Regions from separate parts of the Homo sapiens genome. Here region 1 is linked to region 2. Evidence: read pairs that join two places in POLR2A ChIA-PET (ENCODE). Cell type or tissue: Panc1. All regions are shown on one strand. Region 1 overlaps CDC73 (cell division cycle 73). Region 2 overlaps CDC73 (cell division cycle 73).

Evidence for each region. Peaks named below come from ENCODE experiments on the same cell type or tissue, not always from the same donor. Only the 100,000 strongest peaks of a DNase experiment are listed, where the experiment ranks them.
Region 1: POLR2A ChIA-PET joins it to region 2 with 5 read pairs; 2 of 35 experiments call an interaction of 5 or more read pairs at or near these places.

The regions. Positions count from the first base shown.
Region 1 is chr1:193,209,458-193,213,457 of GRCh38, reverse strand. CDC73 (cell division cycle 73) reads right to left here. Exons shown (of 17, transcript NM_024529.5): 12 at 1,358-1,393; 13 at 981-1,068. Among named protein-coding and RNA genes, the nearest start is that of B3GALT2, 25 kb to the right of the region's middle. In Panc1, no CTCF peak of the experiment used is centred here; a DNase peak (open chromatin) is centred at 1,798.
Region 2 is chr1:193,154,968-193,158,967 of GRCh38, reverse strand. All of the region lies in intron 10 of CDC73 (cell division cycle 73), which reads right to left. Among named protein-coding and RNA genes, the nearest start is that of MIR1278, 20 kb to the right of the region's middle. In Panc1, no CTCF peak of the experiment used is centred here; no DNase peak of the experiment used is centred here.

The sequences.
Region 1 (4,000 bases), 54 kb before region 2:
CTTAAAATCCCACATCAGGCAATGGTATTTAGCTGAATATATAAAATATTTACCCATTTTAACAATGAGTATGACTAAAAAAAAAAAAAATCTACTGAGGAAAAAATTTGCAACACTGTGTCTAAAAAACTTGATAGCATTCTGAAAATCACTTAAACATGGCTCATTTTAAACCTTGTTAATGTCTATATCATTGAAGATTATTTAAAACAATTTTTATATTGCCATCTTTCTTCTGTAAACTATAGCCAATCCAAGAAGTAGTATACAGATTTAAAAATAGTCACAATATTTAAAAGTGGTATGTCTACTCATATTCATTAATAGAAGAAATGCTATGGGAAAATATACGTAAACTACTTAAATTTTAAATCTGAAAGTGGTTGGGGATGGAAGAGATTTATTTTGTGCCCAATAACCGTGATGCATGTTTATTAGAACAAACTGGGTACAAGTGTGACTGTATTCATTTTAATAAGGAAATGAGGAAGGAAAATAGACATTAAAATTTTTGAAAAGTTAAGCATTTGGAAATTTTATCATCATTTATAGGTTTCATTTTCACTTCTTTAACTTTCACTGCTATCTAGGTTAAATAACTATGCCCCCACCTACCCGCCCACTTACTCCCACTAGGGTATAACATCTAATATTCAGAGAGAACCTGAATTTGCTTTAGAACTTCCTCAAGCTCTCTCAGAGAAAATCATCAAAAGAAAACAATTCATATTAAAAGTTAATACGATAGTACCTTTTTTCATTAGGACTTTAGCCAGAAGTTTCTGTAACTTTCCCTAAAGGATCCAAATATAAAAGAATATATTCTGTTTTGAAAATGTATGCTTCATACTATGTGTAAGGCCTATAGCACAGAAACCGAAATTTTGTTTTTTCCAAATAAGTAATACTGATTCAGTAACTACTATTTTCCAATGGTATCTCAATATCCTACGTACAGGATAGTTTAATAAATTACTTACTTCAGGTCCTGTAGAAGGTCTTTTGCATTAAGCATGGTTATTAAAGAGGTGGTAGCTGCAGGAATTATGATAATGGGTGTTCGAGATCCTATAAAGACAAAATTTACAGGTAGAAAATATATTATTAGAAATTATACTTACTTTCTCTACTAAAAGTTAAAAGATTATAAATTGTAACTTTAACTTTTGATCTAAAAAATATTTTAAGCCAGTGGATATTAAAAAATATTTAATAATCAGTGTGGCTTGGGCACTAATAAATCAGAATGGATACCAAGCACAAACATGTGATACAGCTGCACAAGAAAATTATCAGGCCTGGTTTTGCAATCATTTACTTTTTAAAGTTAAGTTTAAAATCATATGCACAACCTCACCTTTCTTCTGATTTGGGGGAGGTCTTGCTTGAGAAACTGTGAAAAAGAAAAAAAATCACAACTCTGTGTCATAAAAACCATATTCTTATTTTCAAACTTACAAATAAGGGATATTTTTTAAATTATGTGTATTCCCATATGACTAACTGTAAATCAGAAGACTTTTTTTACAACTATCTTCTCAACACTGTTTGACAAAAATATTAAAATGCATTATTCAACAATCTGTAGTCAAAAGGAAAGTGAATATACAACATCCATAGTTCTGTTTTCTGCAGTTTCAGTTAACCACAGTCCACTGTGGTCTGAAAATATTAAATAGAAAATTCCAGAAACAAACAATTCACAAGACTGAAACTGCACATTTTTCTCAGGAGCATAATGAAATCTCACACTGCCCCACCCAGGATGTGAATGCTCTTTGTCCAGCATATCCACATTCTATACACTACCCACCCTTTAGTCACTCAGTAGTCATCTCCCTCACTGTTATCACAGTGCTTGTTTCAAGTAGCCCTTGTTTTACTTGCGAATGGCCTCAAAGTGTAAGAGTGATAAGGCTGACAATTTGGATATGCCACTACCAAAGAAAAGACATTAAGTGTTTCCCTTAGGTGAAAAGGTGAAAATCTCTACTACTAAGTAGACAAGAAAATCTCTACTACTAAGTTGAAGAGAAAAAAATAAAATCACATCCCGAGGTTGCTAACATCTACGATAAAAATACTGAATCTACCATCCGTGTAACTGCGAAGAAGAAAAAGAAATTCGTGCTACTTTTGCCTTTGTACCTCAAACTGCAAAAGTTTCAGCCACAGTGAGTGATAGTGTTAAGATGGAAAAGGCATTAAATTTATGGGAGACATAAGAGAAACATGTTCTGGTTGACCGAATCTGGTTTGGTACTATCCCTCCCTGGTTTCAGGTATCCGCTGGGGGGTCTTGGAATGTATGCCCTGCTAGTAAGTGGGGACTACTGTATTACAATGCCAGGCACTGAGTATCTTACATTCATGGATGTTCAGGTCTAGCAAAAAAGAGAAGAGCGAGACAAGAAATAATTTCATAATAAGCTGATTACCACTGTAATAACTGTGAAAAGAGAGCATACGAGCAAATACTACTGTGCGAAGTGCGAATACGCTTAACCATTTTGGAAGAAAAGGAAAGAAGTTATTGAGATCTAAGGCTAAAAGATTCCTTTTATTTTTTTTTCTTTCTTTTAAAAATTGTTTCTTGTCTCTTTTTAGGTGAGAAATACAGCATTACAGGTAATCAGTCATGTATATGTGAAGGTCTATATTATCTGAAAATGACCATATGATTGATTGTGATCATGTTATACATACACAAATCTTCCTATCTTTCTTTTTAACAAAAACAGGGTCTCGCAATGTCACCCAGGGTTGATCTCGAACTCCTGAGCTCAAGCTATCCTCCCACCTCAGCCTCCCAAAGTGCTGGGATTACACAGGTGAGCCACTGAGCCTGGCCCATATGTTTGTATTTTGTTTATATACAATGAACTTTTAATGCTTAGAAATATTTGTTGACATAATGGTAATAATAACCTAACACAAGATGAATACATCTTAGGATAAAAAGTGCTGCAAGTTCTATTTTCAGTATTTGACCATACAATAACTCAATGTGCTACAAGCTGTGCTTGAGTTTTGTTTTTTAAATGACAAAAATAAAGAAAAATTTAGGAGACTTAAAATTCTAATTCAATGTCAGTTCTTAAAAATGGATACCATCTTTAAAGTGAATAACACAGCACACACACTTTCAGAAAATGTTCTATTTAAAAAGCAACAAAATGCTACATTTTCACTAATTCTTTGTAATCCTTTATATAGCTCTCTCATTGTGATAAACTGTCATAGGATTCAGTAGTATGACCTTCCCAGCCACAGAAAGCAGATAACTATATACACAAACACATACTGAGACATATGCCTTTACTATTACAGTTTTCTCATCTTTCTTCTTGCTGAGAAAAAATACTAGAATTTTCTTAAATCAATTTGAGAAATGAAGGGTCATGGATAAATCTCATTGGCTACATAGTGTCATGTGGAATATAATATAGTCTCGGTAAATATTTGGCATTTGTTGGAGAGATAAAGGGGTAACAGGATGGATAAACAGGAAACAGGAGTTGCTATTATGACTAAAGGGAACTACAAAAAAACAAAGATGGAAGGAAGGCAGAGAGGGGGGAGAGGAAGAGAGGGAAGAAGAAAGAGAGAGCAAGGGAGAAATCTCTGACTGAAGTACTGTTGGATTTGGTAAGGAAATCCACAAATGCCCTCAGGAATTTAGGCAAACATTTACTAAACTCAAGGCTGAGAAGACCCAATATAAGAAAAAGGCAAAATAAAAAAACTCACAAATGTTAAAAATAAAGTTTAGAGGTTTAGTTAAAAAAGATAACTGCAAAAGAATATAAACAAGTTCCCTAGTATGTAAGGACCCAGACTGAGACACTGTGATGAACATGTCAATGAGAAGCTTGATCTTAACGGGGGAGGGGGAGAGAAACATAAGGAGTTTGTATGACAGAGTGATCAACAGCAAAGGTCTGTACTCAGATTATTTTAGTTCATATCCTTATTTTGCCACTGTCTAGGCAAGCTGATT
Region 2 (4,000 bases):
TAACAAAAAACTGTATACAACAGATAATATGTTAATACGGATATATGTTCCGTAACACATAATATGTTCATGTAACAGGTAACAAGTATATAAAATAAACTTTCAAAACTTAAGGGATACAATGGACTATTATATACATACTATCTTAATTTTTACATTTTGTAAACAGTTTTTACATATATATAAAAAATAGTGTTTCATTTAAGGGGTACACCTTTATACTGCTAGGCGGACACATGATAGAACCACTCTGTTTCCTGAAATATCAAGACAAGCAACAAGTTTTGAAAATTGTTTAAAGTGTAATATAATATTCTCAAATAGAATAATATGCCAGTCTAAACACAGAGTACAGAAAAAACATTTTATAAAAGTAATATTCCTACTTATAATTATGTAACTACATATTAAAATCCTGAACACTTTATATAATTTTCAGATGAAAGTTACTTAATTTTTTTTTTTATTTTTAGAGACAGGGTCTCGCTGCTTTGCACAGGCTGGTCTCAAACTCCTGGCCTCAAGCTACCCTCCTGCCTCAGCCTCCCAAAGTTCTAGGATTATAGCTGTGAGCCACCATCCTGTCCAGAAAATCAGTAACTTAAAACTAAAAGAAATTACATTTCTTTCTAAGTATGAGTCCTAACAGATGGATGGAAAAGGCCAACCTAGTTATTACCCTCTTTAAACAACTTATTTGCAGCTACTTTCTCTCAAATGCAAAAGATCTCTGCTATAAGATAAACATACATAGTTGTTGCAAAAACACCCCAATTACTTGAAAGAAAAAGACTATCATAATATTTATATAAACTAGTCTTTATAACTTTGAATGAAAATTATATCATTAACAATACTAAATACATATATTAATAAATATAATAAATTATAAGTACAATAAAGCTATATAGTTGCCTACATTTACACATACATCTAATTAAGTTTACAGAATCATAAATTAATAATACAAGTAGCTACCATTTGTTAAGCCTCTTTGTACTAAGCATTTTATACAGTGTCTCCTTTAATCTTCAACAATACTATGATGTAAGTTCTATTATATATATTATAAAATAAAAACAAAATCACTGATAGAAAGGTTAAATAACCTCCTCAACTTCACAAGCAGGAGAATGAATGGTAGAACTGAAAATCAAAGCCAGCACTGACTTCAAAGCCTTATATTTGTTGTATTTCCAACTGATTAACTTATCTTTAACAAACTGGTGCTGCCTCTAGAGCAGGGATTTCAAACTAGACGGCCAAAACAGTCTATAGATGTAGCAGAAATAAGTAAAGAAGGCTAAATAAAAGATAACAGAGTAATGAGGCCTGTGGCAATCTAGAGAAAACCTCTTATCTAAAGGAGGTAGCTCCTGCTCAGGTGGATGTGGCTGTTGCCATGTGAGACTACAGACCCAGTACGCAGTCATGCCAGATAGATTTTAAGGAAGCTGGAAATCCAGACTGTTTATGTGACAAGCTCTAATTTTTAAATGGTGGTGAATAAGATAAAAACTTAAATTATAATGGATGCCTAATAAAACATATCTGTGGCCACATTTAGATTGGCACAATGAATGACTCCATCAGAAGCATGCTAAAAGAGACATATGATCTACCTTACCATCTTCTTCTTCCTGACTGTTCATAAACGTTAGTGCAATGTAATGTAATAATCCACTAACATTTACGAACAGGCAGGAAGAAGAAAAACAAACTTTCCTACAAGCATCCTTAAAATATATACAATAACCAGTCTTCTTTCAAATCTTTCTACTCCCCACTCTCTCCCCATCACAGGGCTTTTACTACTGCTTTTTGTTCACTGCTCCTAAAATGTGTTTTCCTGTCATCATCACCAAGTTAAATCCTACATAAACTTCTGATCTTATTCAAGAATTACCTCCTAAATGAAGTATTCTGACTCCTGCAACAAATCCCCCAATTTTAGGCTCTTGTTGCACAACGTACCTTTAACACTTGTCATAGTCACAATTTTATAGTGTGACTAATGTGTCCCTCCCCAATCAGATCATAAAGTCCGTATGAACACGTCTGGTTTTGTTCATCTTTGATGTCCCAGCACTCAGCACACTGCCAGGCACACAGCATGCACTCAACAAATATTTGCTAAAGGAAAGAGGAAGAAAAGGAAATAGAACCCCAAGGAAAACAGCTTTTAAGAGAGTCTCCATTATCTGCAGAGCTGAACTCTACACTCAACTCCAGAACATTACTGCTACTATAGCACTCCCGTAACACTTCAAGCAGAGATGAACAACAAATTAATCAATAACCAAATGGGAATGAAGGAAGCTTTATAAAACAGTGGTGGGGTGGGGAGAGTGCTATGTATGTGTTCCTGCTTTTAAGAATCTAACCTGGTTGACAGACTGAGATTCTGGATCCTCCTGAGAATTGATGGTGATATTATCACACCTCTAACAAATTATATAAAGCTACCTAAGTTTACTTACTGTCAAAAAAAATCGTTCCCCAAAACACACTTAGTGTAAGAACTATGATGACTGTTGGAATAAATTCAAGCAAAGATCTTAAAGGAAAGCTTTTAATCTCTATAATTGCAGGGTGTGAGATGCTTCCGCAAAAATGAAGACAGTAAAGGTAATCAAGAGTCAATGATACTCACTAAGAACAAATAGAGGTTAGAGTCTGTAACCCTTCCAGTTAAATATGAACAGGCTAGACAGGTTAAAATGAAGTTGTTCTCAAGGCAACTACCAAATCCTCACTAATAAGAGTGAACTGTGATCACCATCTGATTATTTCTCCAGTGGAACCATAAATTGGTTCCTTGCAAACTAACAAAAACAGACCTTCATTATATCCTCTTATTTACTATACAATAAACTTTATCAAGTGACATTCTTTGTCTAATATGACCCTATCACAAAATGAAACCATGAAAATATATTGTTATTTCCCCCACTGAATGGTTTCTACTTCTAACACATAATTCTGAGATAGCTTTACTTAACCTGATTCTATGAAACACTAGTCCTTTCAAAGAATATTCCCTAGGTGTTAGGGTAGGGGCAAACTCAGGGGGTTAAATAAGCTTGAGAAAGACTGAATATTCTTCCAATTTAGATACTCATACATTAAAAACAATGAGATTCCTGAACCACAAAATCTGTTTAATCTAGTGGGGTTTTTTGTTTGTTTTTGAGACAGAGTCTCACTCTGTCACCCAGACTGGAGTGCAGTGGCATAATCCTGGCTCACTGCAGCCTCCTCCTCCTGGGTTCAAACAATTCTCCTGCCTCAGCCTCGGGAGTAGCTGGGATTACATGCACACGTCATCACATCCTGGCTAATTTTTGTATTTTTAGTAGATGGGGTTTTGCCATGTTAACCGAGCTGGTCTTGAACTCCTGGCTTCAAGTGATCTGCCCACCTTGGCCTCTCAAAGTGCTGGGATTACAGGCATGAGCCACTGCGCCTGGCCTAACCTAGTGTTTCTTAAACATTATAGAACCCAAGCAACAAATTTGGGGGAAAAGCTCCAAACTTGGAAAAGTTATCTATCAAATCAACAATTTCATGGCTTGGGCCTCTGGAATCTTTACTGTGAAACGTATTTCATGGCCTAAGTCAAAAGTTAACCAGAAACCCAACTATACAAACTTGTAACTTTAAAGATACCTGGGTTTCTGTTGCTATAAGTTTGAATAATTCTTACTTTCATAAAATATTATCAAAGCACTCTCCCTGGGGCCTTTACTTCTATAAAAACTTTCACTAACCCATGATTCTTATGAAATGTGATTATCAAAACATATCCTTCTCTACAACATATATATATAGGAAATTATCTGTATAAAAATATTCTAGCCGTCTGCATAATTTAGTCTTGCATATAACAGAAATCTGATGTTTAACTTAAAAGATACATAGACTGATCCTAATTTTATTAACTATGTACATCAACCAGGCATATCAAAACCTTGGAGAACAATGGCTGCAAAAATGAACT